Regions from separate parts of the Homo sapiens genome. Here region 1 is linked to region 2. The links are chromatin contacts, found by Hi-C in ENCODE. All regions are on one chromosome and are shown on one strand. The core of a region is the stretch at or near the end of the contact, and the rest is flanking DNA. Distances in the headings are between cores, read along the strand shown. Region 1 holds the start of LMCD1-AS1 (LMCD1 antisense RNA 1). Region 2 holds the start of OXTR (oxytocin receptor).

Region 1 (7,812 bases), core at 1,518-4,017, 270 kb before region 2:
TCAGAATCCTCAGCTGAGGAGACAGCAACTTCTAGCAGATAGCAGGGATCCCCTCTCTGCCTACAGCAGGTCTTTTTCCAGAAAGAAGGGAATGAGCCACCCCAAGCAACAGCTCCTGACACTCGTGTTCTGAGAAATTCTGAGAAACAGCTGCAATATCTGCCTCCTTAATTGTACCTGGAGCCAAGGGTAAAAATAAGGAGGGGGAGAGACTCTTGTGGTTGGAGCTATTAATAAATAGTGTTAACTTAATAAAATTAGTATTATTTCATGGAACAATGATTTTTCAAGATGGGGCAAGGAGGGTGGCTGGGAAGGGAGTGGGAAATGACTTCACTGGGCAGGCTTTTGCCTCGTTTGAAAGGGATAAAGCTTGCCTTTGTTATATTCCTGGCTTCTGTTCCCACAGCTCTAAAATATAAAGGCTTCTGGCATGACATCCTGATTTAGCACTATTGTTCCTAGGATTTGCTACTGAAAGGACTATTCATGTGGAAACCTCCTCTCCCAGGCCAGGCTTCTGTTGGCCACTGTTTATTTACATACTGGTTTAACATGCAGCCTACCTTGGAAGTTTGGACAAACCAGGCCAGGTGTGCCATTGCACCATCTCTCCCTATTCTTACTTTGCCTGCTTACTGCATGGAGGTAGAGAGTAGAAGAAGGTTACCAGAGGTTGGGAAATGGTGGGCTGGGGTGTGAGGGGATGAACAGAGGTTGGTTAATGCGAACAAACACTGTCTGATAGCAAGAAAAAGTCTAGCATTCAACAGCACAGTAGGGTGACTATAGTCAACAACAGTGAATTGTATACTTCAAAATAGCTAAAAGAGGCTAGGTGCGGTGGCTCACTCCTGTAATTCCAGCACTTTGGGATGCCAAGGTAGGAGGATCACTTGAGGTCAGGAGTTCAAGACCAGCCTGGCCAATATGGTGAAACTCTGTCTCTACTAAAAATACAAAAATGAGCCAGGTATGGTGGCTCATGCCTGTAGTCCCAGCTTCTTGGGAAGCCGAGGTGGGAGACTCACTTGAACCTGGGAGGCAGAGGTCACAGTGAGCCGAGATCGCGCCACTGCATTCCAGCCTGGGCAACAGCGCGAGACTCTGTCTCAAAAAAAAAAAAAAAAAAAAAAGAAAAGCTAAAAGTGATTTGACATGTTCCCAGTACAAAGAAATTATAAATGTTCAAGGTGATGGAAATCCTAAACACCCTGATTTGATCATTACACATTGTAAGCATATATCAAAATACCACATGTACAATCATGATGTATCAATAAAAAAAATAAAAGCCAGAACCCAACCTCTATTCATTTGCCAAATGTGTACTGTGCCTATACCACATGCTAGGTGTTTGAGGACATAGCTGGGAGCAAACAAGGCAAAAATCAATTATAGCAGAAATCTGTGAAAAAAGAAATAGGTCATCCCTCATCTTGGAAAAGATAAGCCACAAAAAGCCCTTTCCAGGAATATGTAATAAAAAGTCACAATTCAGGATCCCTGGCTGAGATTTGGGATGACTGGAGATGATGATAAGAACTAAATTGGAGGAGGCTTTCAAGAGGAAAAAGCCTCCAGCAAGAGACAGCCCCACAGTGGGAACTGCAGCCTCCCCTTCTCACCAAATCCCTCCCGAATGGTGTACTTCGGGACCACTCTTCAGTCTCTGTGCAACCGAGTTTTATTTTAGCCCACGGGACCCTGGTTTTTCTGGCAGGGGGCACTGCAAAGACGGGTTACAGGCCGAACACCTCACAACAGAGACAGCAGTATTCTCTCTAGGATAAAAAGGGCTTGTGTTTAATCCTCTGTCAGGGCAGGGGGGAAATGCCTCTGGAATCCAAGTCTGTGGAACCGGCTCAGCAGAGAGATGTGGCTTTATAGGCAAACAACGTGGCATAGAGAGAGGAACCTGGCCAATTCTGTCTTATAAGAGTAGTTATGTTATGCGTTGCAAGGACTCCACATTCCATGGATTTGTGAACTCAGATGGAATCTTGTTTGTCCAGGCCTGCATGACCCCATTTATCTAAAAATTACTAACTTCCTAGTTTATAGTTTACAATCCTGTGCCCGCCGCCTCCCTCCCCCCCCCCGCCACGCCCCCATGAGCTTTCTCTCTATTACTCTCAGTCTCTCAGGTTAAAGCCTTGCTCAGTAATTCAGCTGTGGACCAGTTATTCTGATTATTTCCTCATCTATCGTCTTACAGTCATAATAATAATAATATCTGAGATAATATGAGCATACAACAAGACAGTATGTCCACAGGAGCATCTCTAAGATCAGGACAGTGATTTCTTGCTCATGGAATAAGAAGGATTTATGTTAAAGCAAGTTATAAGAAAGCAGTTTAATACTTTACGAACGTTAAGTTTAAAAAAATCATAACTCGCTGGAATCTTTTCTCCTCTCTGGATATTGGAGAACTCGCCCAGGTTTGGGAAACGTTAGCCAGCTCCTGCAAAACACCTCCTCCCTCAGCCCTCCCCGCGCCCCCTACGACCAGGCAGAAAGGGTGGGAAGGGGAGCACAGCTCAGCATTTATTTCTGGATCCAGCTCACTAAAAATACCTCGGCTCTCCTGTTTGATCACTCTCCCTTTTGACCTGAATGGATCGCGGGAGCCGCGCCGCCCGCCCCACCTTCGGCCCGTTGCCCTTTAAAGGAAAAGGGCGTGGGGACGGATTCCTGCCGCTCGAGGGATAGAAGGGAGCTGGGTAGTCAGGGGCCGCGGCCATGCTGACGTCAGGGCAGCCGGCGCTCAGCTCCGCTCGCTGCCACAGTGCAGAGACCTCCCTGAGGGAGGGGGACAGCCTCGCGCTGGGATTGGCTGGCCTCGCGCGAGCGCCGGCGCGGAGTGGCTGGCGAGGTTTTAGAGGGAGTCCCGCTCTCCAATTAAAGCGGCCCAGCTGCGCCTGGCTGCGCACAGAGCTCCCTCCCAGGCCCGCGAACTTGGCCATTCAGCCGCCGCTGTCCCCGCTGCGCGCCCTCGCGCCTCTGCCTGAGAAGCCAGGCGCTGTTCCCCCACCCCAGAAGAGGATGGCAAAGGTGGCTAAGGACCTCAACCCAGGAGTTAAAAAGGTGAGTGGAAAGCTGTTTGTATTTACCCAGATTCTTACTTTTTCTTGTTCCCCTTCCCATCTGTTCGCGGAAACTTCCCAAAAGGTAATGAGAAGGGAACTCTTTAAATTCCAAAACTGCATGGAAAACAAATAGTTGGGAATACATGTTTGAGCTAACAGGCACACACACCCCAAACCCAATGTTGTGTAAAATATTTGCAAAGGGTCTTATGTCTTTGGTGATGCTAGTTAAAGTTTAATTAAGGTTTTACATATATATACAATATATATAAAATGTATATAAAATATATATATAAAATATATATAATATATATTATATATAATATATAAAATATATATTATATATAATATATATTATATATAAAATATATAATATATATTATATAAAATATATATAATATATATTATATATAAAATATATATAATATATAATATATATATATGAAATCTTATGGTCTGTAAAGGAAAAACCCCTAGCTTCCTCACTCCCTGTCCTCAGGTGGCTGAAGTAAGGGTTGAGAGCATGTAATATTTACTCACAGTCTCCCTTTTGCTATTATCCCAGTGTTTTGTGTGTTTCCCCCAATACACACACACACACACACACACACACACACACACACACGCACGCAGTTTCTTTAGTTGGTGATGTTGGCAGTGGCAGCAGTTCCAGCATAAGGGAACTGATTTCTGTCCCCAGGGTCTGCACGTTTCCCTTACAAGAAGGGCTGGCCCGGAGCCCAGAAGGTCATGGGTAAACTCCTGCACAGGAGCCTGCGGCTGTGCCTATAGCTCCAATACCACTTGTTGCCTACCTGAATGCAGCTGGGAGAAGGCACAGGCTGGAGACTTAGAGAACATGTGAACGGGAAGGGAACAGAGAGACAACCTAGGCTTTACAGATCGGGAAACTGAGGCCCGGGGTCACAGAGAGTTGGTTCTAACAGGCAGCTGACTGTAAGGCAAGCCCTAGGCATCCAGACTCAGTCCCTGCCACTTTTTAACTGCACATGATTCACCAGGTCACTTTTCTGAGCCTCAGTTTCCTTGTCTCTGATGTGGGGAGGATAGGCCTAACCTCCCTCATGGCAGTGGTAGCAGGGATACTGACACTGTGAGTTAATTTCCCAAAGCAGTCATTGTTAAACTCTGATTTCACAGGGTTTAGTCTTGAAGGGCAAAGTCTTCCTTAAATATCTGCCATTAACCTGCAGGGTAGAATGAGAGGGGGAAAAACAAAAGACGTGAGAATCAAACTAAAGACACAAACAGCCACTCAGAGGCACAGCATGCACTGTCTAATTTGTAGCTGTGCTCTTCTGTAGACCACCTGCCCAGACCCTGTCACAGAGTCCAGTGGATCCTTCTAAATGTGGGTACCAAGTCACATTGAATCTGGGCATTTGTCTGGAATGTATCATGCCTCACTGCATTTGCCAAGCTATTTGCAGAATCAAGTCATTTCCCCTCCTACAGAAATTACCATAACATTTTAGACTCTTAGAAGATACCTATTAATTGCTACCTAGTAGTGAGTTATGCATGCAATGCTCTTATTTCTCTATACATTTTTCTGGACTCCTTGAGGGCAAACCTGTCTTGTTCATCCCTGTTTGAACATAGCACACCATGCCACACAGCAGGACTCAAAAACCTGTGGGTGACTCATGAGAATATCTGTCCAGCTAAGACCACACTGTTTGCATAGGCTTCATTTTATGCATTATTTTTTAACTTGTAGCATTGATATTTGTGTGTCTGAACTGCCTCCCCAAGTTCAGACACAGAATAGTTCACGGCTAAAGGTGGCAGAGTTCCATTGTCCTCTGGAAAGTGAAATGATTCTGAGTATTTTTAATATAAGCTGGTTGATAGTTACTGTATGAGGTGAGATGAGGTATATGGAGACTCCTCCTCCTCACCACAGTCCTGTGTTGCCACTTGGAGGAAGCCTTGTTTTTATTTTCCTTTGCATAGGGGAGTGTGATTATCCTGATTAGAGGTGGAACATGTTCTCCTTCTTGTCACCCCCTAGTGCCAACTTCCTTGGCCTGCAAAGGGTTTGTTTTCCATTTAGATCCAATTACAGGCTTAGAGAAAGAATGTGGTGGGTAGAGATGAAAGGGCAGATTTTTTTTATCTCTTGGGACTGCGACAATCAGGAGGAAGATCACCATTTTGTAGGTTAACCAATGCCTTCAACTCAAAATGTGGAGGGGAGGGAGGAGAGCCGAGAAGCTCCCCTTGCTGAACTGAATGTCACAGAAGTGATTAAGTACTACGTGATATCAGCAACACGCTGAAAAGCTTTTACTGCATATTTATTTTTTAAATCTGCAACAGTATGTGGGGGAGGTTTATAACATTTGGCTTCAGGATGCATAATCGCACTTAGACATTTTGAAACAATTTCATAGACTCTTAGAGCTACAAGGGGCCTATTTACAAAATGAGAAATGGTTTAAAATGGCATACAGGCTGTTTCCGCTTCCCTACCCCCGAGGGGGCTGGGGCGGGAATCCCCACCAACTGGAAAGTCATAAAAAGATCTTCAGCAAAGAACATAAAATCTAAAAACTGGAGTAGACTTAAAGGTCATCTAACCAACCCCAGACAGGCTGGGGAAAGAGACTCACTGGGGGCCACATACATACATCGTGGCAGAGCTTACAAGTTCCCTAACTTCTCTCTTTCTTTCTAAGTAAAATGCTTCCACCGGCTGCTCTTGAACCATCTTTTTTTTTCTATTAGGAAAGAGAAGGTTTCCTAGCACAGACAGTTCCCTGAGAATGGTGAAATCGCCAACATTTCTTGGTAACAAAGGGCCTTGAAGGCCAAATGCCATTTTTCTGGGTGAAACCAATCTCGACTATGGATTTGTTCTTGTTTATTAAGGATGCAAGTTATTAGTGCAGGCTTTGGCTTCAGATCTGGTTTAAGTCCCAGCTCCCCCACTTACTAGCTGTGTGCTCTTGGGCAAGCTAATTAACTTTGAGTCAGTATCCTCACCTCATTTGAAAGTTGAAGAAACAGTAACAGCATCTACCTCCCAAGATGGCTGTGATAATTAAGTGAGATGATGTACATAAAAGGCTCAGCATATGGGCACTCAGAGTTAGCCATGGCAGTCCTTGGTGGTGGCGGTACATTTCAGTGGGTGCATGGATGCGGAAAGGAATTTTCTGGTGAATGAGGACACTTTTATTTATAACTGCCCCATCTGAAGAGCACCTAACTTTCATTCAGCTGAACCTAAGCCATTGCTCAGCTTTGACAAGCTAAGACAATGACCAAATGCTGTTGCCTTCATTCTCACCCAACGGGTGCAAAATCTGCTTACATGGAACAGTCTTTCCTTCTGAACATGGATTGCCAGTTATTGAGCATTTCACTTTGGAGTTATATAATGTTAGGCCTCGAAGGGGACTTGGAGTGCCTTACTTTTTAGATAAGGAAACTGAGGCCCAGAGGGATCAAGCTCCTTATCAGAAGTTGCAGAGAAAATGTACTGAAGCCTATTAGGCTCTGCAAGAATACAGACCCCTTGACTGTCAAGGAACCATCTGTAGGAATTTAGAAGGGATTAGAAGAAAGAGAGCTAGGAACCTGTTCATAGTTGACTGTGCAGTCACCAGTGGGCTGGCTCCAGAGGGATCCAATTAGAAATTCTCACCCCTCAACACAATGCCCAAGGGGCATTAAATGATGGTACTTCTAAGTCCATTGCCAGGTCCACCTGGATGTCTCTCTCCATGCTTCTCTACATCACATCCCTCTTGGCTTTCCTGTCCTTCAGGCTAGGCCTTCCCTCTGTACTCAGCCCTTCCTGCTTTCACCTCCACTTCCTGCAGTGTGCCAAACTACTGGCACATCACCCGGGTGAGCTGATCCAATGTAAACACAGCTCCTCGTGAATTGTCGTTGGCTCTCTCAATCTTAAAAACATATTAAACTGTCACTTAAAGACCTTAATAGCCAAGACATTGGAGACATGCCCATAGGTGTATAAGCAACTTTTTTGCCATAATAGAGCCTTGTTTTTTAAAAACAGAAATTATCCAAGTCCCTTTTACATGCTTTCTAAAAACAGATGCTGAAACCATTACTTTGTGAATTGCAGATTTTTGTCCTAAGCTGCAGGTGTGTCTGACTATGCGGAGTTGGGGGCTGACAGTTGACTTTCACCAATGTATCTGCCACTGTGGTAGTGGGAGGCAGGAAAGAGCTTCATCAGATTATCTTCAGGCTTTAATCTAAGCATCTCAGCTCCAAGGCTAGGAATTTGCTCAGAGCTTACCAACACTCCTACGAGTTGGAAAGTGGAAAAATGACTTTGGCATTCCCCTCTGAGGATGCTTGGTTTGATCCTCTCTTCATGCTAACTGACCAAAGGTGACAAGGATGAAAAAAGAATAGGCTGAATTCAGCAAAGGCTGGGGACCAGGAAGGAGGGGCTGCACACAGGCTTTTGTGTGTGTCTTTCCTTCCGCCCTTACGCAGGCCACTTCCCAAGAGGAAAAGGTAAAGAGTAGAGAAGTAAGGGAATAGTTCCTCTCGCAACTCACTAGAGCTGACAGGGCTCCAGGAGAAGTATTCAATTTGACTTTAGGAAGGCAAATCGTCCTCTTTTTAGCTTGCACATTCAAAATAGTTTGTGTCTCATAAAGTGGAGATTTGCCTTGATAAGTAACAGACCTTGAGAGCTCTTATCTCCCAACCA
Region 2 (7,830 bases), core at 1-2,500:
CCGCGTTTCTCTTCCGACGCGGGTAGGGCGTGCTTGTCCCATTCCCAGGAACCCAACTCATCTGAAACAACAGGGCACAACCGCCGGCCTCGGGTTGCTCAGCCGCCACCCCAGAAATCCCCGTTGGAGGTACCTCCTCTGAGCCACTGCAAATGAGCGGGAATCCTCTACCGGCCACAAGCCCAGAGCCCCCAGCGTGCCAGTTCCTCGGGATGTTCAGCGGCTTCCACTGGGGGAGAAGGGAGGGTCAAAATCAGCAACGTTCCTCCGGGAGTGGGAATCTAAAACCAAATCACCTCCCCGAGGGAATCTCCAAACTACCTACTCGCCCCAGGCTCCGACCCTCAGCATATCCACCTGCCGCGGGACCCCCAAACCAGCCCCTCTCCTAGTAAACATTAATTCAAGTACTTCCTCCGGAAATCCCCAAATAGCCACTTGCCTGGGAAACCCCAGCTCTGGTCCTTCCCCGTCTAACCCCCTTTTCTAAGACGGTCGGCCGTCACTCCCTGAACTTCCACAGCACCTGCTTCGGTGGAAACCCGGTTCTGCAGTCCCTGCTGGGGGAACCCCTGCCTCAAAGCCCAAGATGCCCAAGCGCTGTTCCCAGACCCTGGCATAGACACCTCCCGCGGGGCTCCTCCCCAGCCCGGCAGCCTCGAAAGTTCTGGAACCCCTGACTTGCGCTTTGGACCCAGATAATCAAGGACTCTGAGTCTCAATCCCGAGAAGTCACTTTACAATCTCTCGGAACACCCCGAGCTCCTCCAGGAACAAGGAGTGCGAGGCACCCCACCACCTCCACTCGGGTCCCGATGGCTCCACCGGCCCTAGCCATCCCGTCCACCCCTGCTTAGCACCCAGCTACCTGCACCGAGTCCGCAGGCGAACCTAAAGTTGACTCCCCCCGGGGAAGTTGCACGGCGACTGACGGCCCCAGTGACGCGTGCGCTCCCGGCCCGAGTTGGGATGGCCTGCCGGCTGCACCTAATGTGATGCTAAGCTGAGGTCTCTCACTGGAGCCTCGGTTGGAATCCCCTCGCCGCAGCCTGGCTGGTCGCTGGATGGGTACAGGAGGCGAGCGAGGAGCGCCTCCCAGGCTGCGCGCGCGGACAGCGTCTGGATGCGGCGCTGTGCGCTGGGGCTGAGGCTGCACTATCGCACGGGTCCGCTAGGGGGCGGGCGAGGCCAGCCGCGCAGACCCCTCCGGAGCGGAGCTGGTTCGCCCAGCGTTGGTCCCAGAGCCTTAACAAATGGGTTTATTTTGCAGTGGTTTAAAACTGCGAGAGGGAGGGAACTCGTCAATAACCCGCCCGTTTCTTCCTTTCTTGGTTTAGAAGCTCTTGACTCCGAGACACATAGGAGGCTTGAATAATAATGTTCTTCCCCGGGTAGATAGTGATGAAGTTACAAAAGCATTTAAACTGATTATTTCCCAAAAATGATGTTAATTTTCAGGCTTTTCTCTCCCCCCACACCTCCAGCTTGATGTAGCGGCTTTAGCAGTGAACTCAAATAAGTCTTTGCTTTGGAATACTTTTGTTCCTATTCCCGTTAATGAGGAATTAGAAATGGCCTCTATTCTAAGCAGTGCTGGGAGAGGCGTTATTTTTTCGGTAGTTTTAGAGGAAATTCTGAAGCACAACACTGTCTTCATTTAAAGTGATTCTGCTTGTCTGCGCCCAAGAGCCGTTTCTGCCTCCTTGTCGCGCTTCGGAATTAAAATTCTAAATGATGCCAAAGGAAGATAAAATGTTAAAGACAGCTTCTCAGCCTCCCTGCCCCTTCTCTATTCTAAAATCATTTTTTGAAGTAATTTACAGTGGCCAAGAATTAAGTCAGAAAAAAAGGCCAGGATTCAAAAATAAACAGGGCTCTTTAAAATGCATTAAATGTGTATTTCCTCCTGACATTTCACTTCTCCGTCTTTTTATTATGTGGAGAGACTTGAGTTAGCCAAGGACTGGGTTTCCTTAATCCACAATTACAGCCCCATGCCGAGATATCCCAGGGGCCAACCTTACAGCACCTGGATCCCAGGGTTCTAGCTGAGTAATCATTCCAGAATGGGGCTGGGAATCTTGACAGCATTGCCAAGGGGTGGCAGGCAGTATTAATCAATATTAGTCAATAGTACCTATCGGCCTCGAAAATTACAGATTAAAGTTACAGACGACTCAGGTGAGAATGAAGTGACCTTGGGCAAGCCCCTTCTCTTTGGGCCTCAGTCTCCTCATATGTAAAATGAGAGCACTGGTCAAGATAGCTAATGTCTGAGGTCCTGTCCCTCTGGTTTTCTGAAACTGTATAATCTGTGCAATCTGAGGGTTCAATCCTAGCAGGTAAAACACCCCTGCCTCACTCCACGGCTGGATGAAGGCAGATTTTTCCCTATGAGCCCCTGACCGGTGAATGTGAGAAGGAAAACACTGGCCTGTAGAACCAAGCCTGCCCTTCTTTCTCCTGGAAGACAGCTGCTTTCTAGGGAGCAAGTTTACTGAGCCACTTCACCAAGGACAGACTCTTCTACCCTTTGTAGGGAAGCCTGCCTACCTGTGTGGTCCTCGCGTAGCCCGTGAGACAGCCTAATTCTGGATTCACCTAACAGGGCTATTTAGTCTCATGCAAAAGGTAAATTCTCTAACTTAGTTTTAATCTAAACAACAACAATAACAACAACAGTAATAGTGTGATCCCCATTTCCTGTCTTTTGTTTTATTTCTCATTGTGTGCAGAAACCAGGCAGGAAATAGAGAGGTCCCCTTGAAAACTCCTAACAATGAATAAGACATGCTCCTTCACCTTTGAGCTTCGGCCAGGGAGAAAAACACATATTAGATTGGTGCAAAAGTAATTGTGGTTTTTGCTATTAAAAATAATGGCAAAAACTGCAATTACTTTTGCATCAACCTAATATTTGCAGTGTGACAACAATAAATGATGTTACAGAAGTGAGGACTGCTGGGGGCTGAGGTAATACTTGGGAGATCGTTTTACAAAGAGGTAGCTGGATTTCAGAGCTCCAGAATGAGTTCTCCAGGAAGCAAAGAAAAAAGGCATACTTCTCAGAGAGTGGTGCAGGGGAATCACTTTGGCGTTTTGGAGGAAGGACTAAAGATGAATTGCTTGGTGCCTAGCACATTGCCAGCACTTAATACATACAGTTGGCCCTCTATATCCCTGTATCTGTGAGTTCAGTGGATTCAAACAATCATGGATTGAAAATATTCAGGAAAAAAAATCCTCAAAGTTCCAAAAAGCAAAAATTGAATTTGTCATGTGCCACCTACAACACTGAATGCACACAAATGCAGTGACGAGTGACATTGCATTAGGTGTTACAAGTAATCTTGAGATGACTTAAAGTATGTGAGAGGATATGCACGTGTTATATGCAAATACTGCTTCATTTTATATCAGGGATTTGTGTACCTTGAAGGCTCCCGGAACCAATCCCCCATGGATACCAAGAGATAACTGTACTTATTGATGCTAAAGGAACTTCAAGGCCATGTAAAGGAGAATGGGTTTTATTCTGTAACCCAACATTCCCCAAAATATGGGATGGAATACTTTCTGATAGTGTTAAATGTGAATTTAATATTGAGTGATACTGAATAACAGGGAGGAAATTCAGTTCTCAGTTCTGCTTACTTTTGACGTCAGCAAAGAGAAAGTCTGATATAACAAAAATCATGAAGGTGCTAGTGTAAAGATGACTGAGGTTAGAAGGCATTGGTGGGGAAGGTGGGGTGCCTGGAAGGACTGCAAGCAAAACAACGTACTCAAATCTGTGCTTGGTGAGAGAATGCTGGTAGCCACAGGGAAGATGGGAAAGGAGATACTGGCATTATGAAGGCCTTGGAGATCCAGGCAAGAGATGCTGTAGGCATGGACAAAAGATGTGACATTACAGGGTGTCTTTCGGTCTTCCAAAGAAACAGAACCATTGGGATGTATATATGTAGAGAAAGAGATTCATTTAAGGAATTGGTTCATGTGTTATGGAGGCTGGCAAGTCCAAAATCTTCAGAGTGAGCTGACAGGCTGGAGACCCAGGGAAGAGCTGATTTTGCAGGTCAAGTCCAAAGGTCCTCTGCTGCGGAATTCCTTCTTGCTCAGGGAGGTCAGTCTTTTGTTCCATATAGACCTTCAACTGATTGGATAAGCCCACCAACGTTATGGTGGGTGATCTACTTTGTTCCAGATGTTAATCTCATCCAAAAATACCCTCACAGAAACATCCCGAATAATATTTGACCAAATATCTGGGCACCATGGCCCAGCCAAGCTGACACACAAAATGAACCATCACAGACAGAGATTCAGCAATCCCTGATTTACAAATGTCTTCATCTGTCTGAGTATCCGGGCATCTTTTTTTTTTTTTTATTTTAAGTTCTGGAGTTCATGTGCAGTATGTGCAGGTTTGTTACATAGGTAAATGTGTGCCATGGTGGTTTGCTGCACCTATCAACCCATCACCTAGGTATTAAGCTTAGCACATATTAGCTATTTTTCCTGATGCTCTCCCTCCCTCTGCCCCCGTGACAGGCCCCAGTGTGTATTGTTCCCCTCCCTGTGTCTGTGTTCTCATCATTCAGCTCCCACTTATAAGTCAGAACATGTGGTGTTTGGTTTTCTGTTCCTGTATTAGTTTGCTGAGGTTAATGGCTTCCAGCTCCATCCATCCTGCAAAGGACATGATCTTGTTCCTTTTTATGGCTGCATAGTATTCCATGGCATATATATCTATATATATCTATATATATATATATCTATATATATCTATATATATATAATCTATATATATCTATATATATATAATCTATATATATCTATATATATATAATCTATATATATCTATATCTATATAATCTATATATATCTATATAATCTATATATATATAATCTATATATATCTATATCTATATAATCTATATATATCTATATATAGATTATATAGATATAGATATATATATATATATCTCACATTTTTTTCTTTATCCAGTCTATCATTGATGGGCATTTGGGTTGATTTCATGTCTTTGCTATAGTGAATAGTGCTGCAGTGAACATACATGTGCAGGTATCTTTACAATAGAATGATTTATATTCCTTTGGGTATATACCCAGTAATGAGATTGCTGGGTAAAATGGTCTTTCTGGTTCTAGGTCTTTGAGGAATTGCCACTCCATCTTCCACAATGGTTGAACTAATTTGCATTACCACCAATAGTGTAAAAACATTCCTATTTCTCCAGATCCTTTACAGCATCAGTTGTTTCTTGACTTCTTAATAATCACCATTCTGACTGGCATGAGATGGTATCTTATTGTGGTTTTTATTTGCATTTCTCTAATGATCAGTGATGTTGACCTTTCTTTCATACGTTTGTTGGCCACATAAATGTCTTCTTTTGAGAAGTGTCTGTTCACGTCCTTTGCCCACTTTTTAATGGGGTTGTTTTTTTCTTGTATCCAAGCATCTTAAAGGTGGGGCCAATATTGTCTATACCTGTACTTCGAAAGGCCTAGGTCACTATAGAATAGGCACCTTTCAGGTATTTGTTAAATACAGAAGGATAAAAGGAAGGGGGAAAGGAGGGAAGAAATAAACATCTCCATGGGCAGAACCAGGCCCTCTGGGGAAGGTATCCTGCCCAGAGAATGACCTGTCCTGTACCCACTTCTGCCTCTGGGAACTGGGTCTGAGTTTTAGCATCTTGGGAATTTTCCAGCCCTGGCACATTTATTTCAACATGGATCCAAGCCCAAGCGGCCTTTGCTCTATTGTCAGAGTGGAAATGAGCTATAAACACATCCAACCTACCCCCTCCCTAACATCACCGCCTCCCCAGCCTGCCCCCAAATAACTTCTCAGCCTCTGCTTGGGCTCCTAGCTCCAGGAGGGGGGTCAGTGACATGCTCTCAGGCATAAAGGCTGAGAACACATTGTAGCAATCAGCCTGCTGCTGGCACACTTGATCTTCTTACATTTATAGCTCTGTGCGGATGCAGGCACATCAGGGCACATGGGCTGACCTGGGAAGTTCCTGAGGCCGTGCCAGGATGCTGTGTCAGGAGGCCACTGCTTATAGGTAGAACTTGCACGGATTCCTTCTAGCCTGTGTGATTTTGGACTTCCCAGCCTTTGTTTTCATTCCTGTGTTCCATGCAGGGTGGAGAAAGAGAGAAAAATGTGCTTTCCTATTGGAGAGAGCTCTGAATCTGCAGCAGTAAGTGCTTGCTAGCATCTGGATTTTACCACGTTTTGTCAGCGTGGCTAAGGTACTGAACTTCTCTGAGACTTGGTTTCCCCAGGTGCTGATCACATGAGGCTGTGTGTATAAACCAAACTTAATGCACATGAAGAGTGCTTCACAAACAGCAGAGAACTATACAATCAAATCTTTATTCCCATGCTGACAATCCTGACCCCAGGACCACTCCATGAAAATAGTGTCTGATCCAATCAACCTCCATCTTATTAGTCTTTCTGGATGGAGTTCATAATATTTTCAATTTAATCAGACAAACTGCATCTTGGAAGGTAGGGGGAATGTCACTGTGCCAGGCAAGGAAAGTAACTCCTTTGAACCCTAACTGGTGAGATGGGGATACTGACTCTTTACCTTTCAGGGAGGCCTTTCCTGACCACCCTGGCCCACTGAGAAATCATTATTTTCTGAACCTCTCTAGCATGACCAAAAACTATATTTACAGTATGAATGTGCTCAGTCTTCCCAATCCAGTTATAAGTGCCTAGAATTAGTCCCATATATCACAGTCCTTTCTATATTTGCCCATCATTTTCCTATCATGCATGCCTATGAATGAAAATGTGTTGAGAAAATGGCTGATGGATTACCCAAGAACACCCCTTAGCAAATGAGTCACCAGACTCAGACCCCTGCTTCCTAGAATGGTATTTTTATGAAAATCAAGTTGAAGGAGGGCTCTTTGTGAGAAAGGATGTTGTTGATCCCTGTGTGCCATTCTCCCCGAGAGAAAGCGATGACAGAGATAAACACGAGGCTTCTAATTCCATAGACATGTTGTCAATTAACAACGGATGTGGCTAAACAATCCCTGTTAATGAATTGGCCTCAACCATTGCATTCTCCGTGTGTAGGCACTGTTGGCCCAGGTTAAGGCATAACATGGCATAACTGGAGAGAAACAGCTTCCTATAAGGAATCTCAGAGCTTGGAATAAAAGCAGGCTGTTCTTTTGCAGAAGAAAGGGTTTGTTGAGACGCAGGATCCTTGGAATATGTAACGTCTTTTGGAGAAGTAGAGCCTGAAAGAGTTGAGAGTCATTTAAAAGTGGTTGTTAGCTTCATAACAAACAGAATGATTGGGATTATTACAATGCCTGTTTTACAGATGAGGAAACCGAGGTTCAGAGAGGGGAAGGCATTTGCCCAAGGCCACACAGCTGGTAAAGGAGGTCAGCGTGGCTGGAGCAAAGCACAAGAGGAGCAGGGACAGGCCACACGGATCTGGTGGAAGTGTAAGGGACTTTGCTCTCTCTTCTAAGAGGGCTGGGAGGCATGAGGGGTTTTAAGTGAAGGAGTGATAATGCATTCGCACTAGCAGGGGCACAGATTGGAGGGAGGCAAGCAGTTGCAAAGAGATGGATTAAAAGGCTGTTGAGCCAGCATGGTGGCTCATGCCTGTAATCCCAGCACTTTGGGAGGCTGAGGTTGGTGGATCACGAGGTCAGGAGATCGAGACCATCCTGGCCAACATGGTGAAACCCCATCTCTACTAAAAATACAAAACTTAGCTGGGCGTGGTGGTGCGTGCCTGTAGTCCCAGCTACTTG

What was found. A loop is a pair of places that touch in the nucleus more often than their neighbours do. Pooled maps may share reads with other maps.
Region 1: a loop to region 2 is called in a pooled map, with 17 times the contacts of the local background. The contact joins the promoter of LMCD1-AS1 here to the promoter of OXTR in region 2. A Hi-C loop is called at or near these places in 11 of 37 single-sample maps with no recorded cell type and 7 of 50 pooled maps.

The regions. Positions count from the first base shown.
Region 1 is chr3:8,498,891-8,506,702 of GRCh38, forward strand. LMCD1-AS1 (LMCD1 antisense RNA 1) reads right to left here and starts at 2,768. Exons shown (of 4, transcript NR_033378.1): 1 at 2,581-2,768. It overlaps LMCD1 (LIM and cysteine rich domains 1), which reads left to right and starts at 2,933. Exons shown (of 6, transcript NM_014583.4): 1 at 2,933-3,090. The coding sequence starts at 3,049. RefSeq lists enhancers at 1-520, 521-1,454.
Region 2 is chr3:8,768,363-8,776,192 of GRCh38, forward strand. It overlaps OXTR (oxytocin receptor), which reads right to left and starts at 1,251. Exons shown (of 4, transcript NM_000916.4): 1 at 869-1,251; 2 at 134-229. RefSeq lists enhancers at 47-718, 1,366-1,415.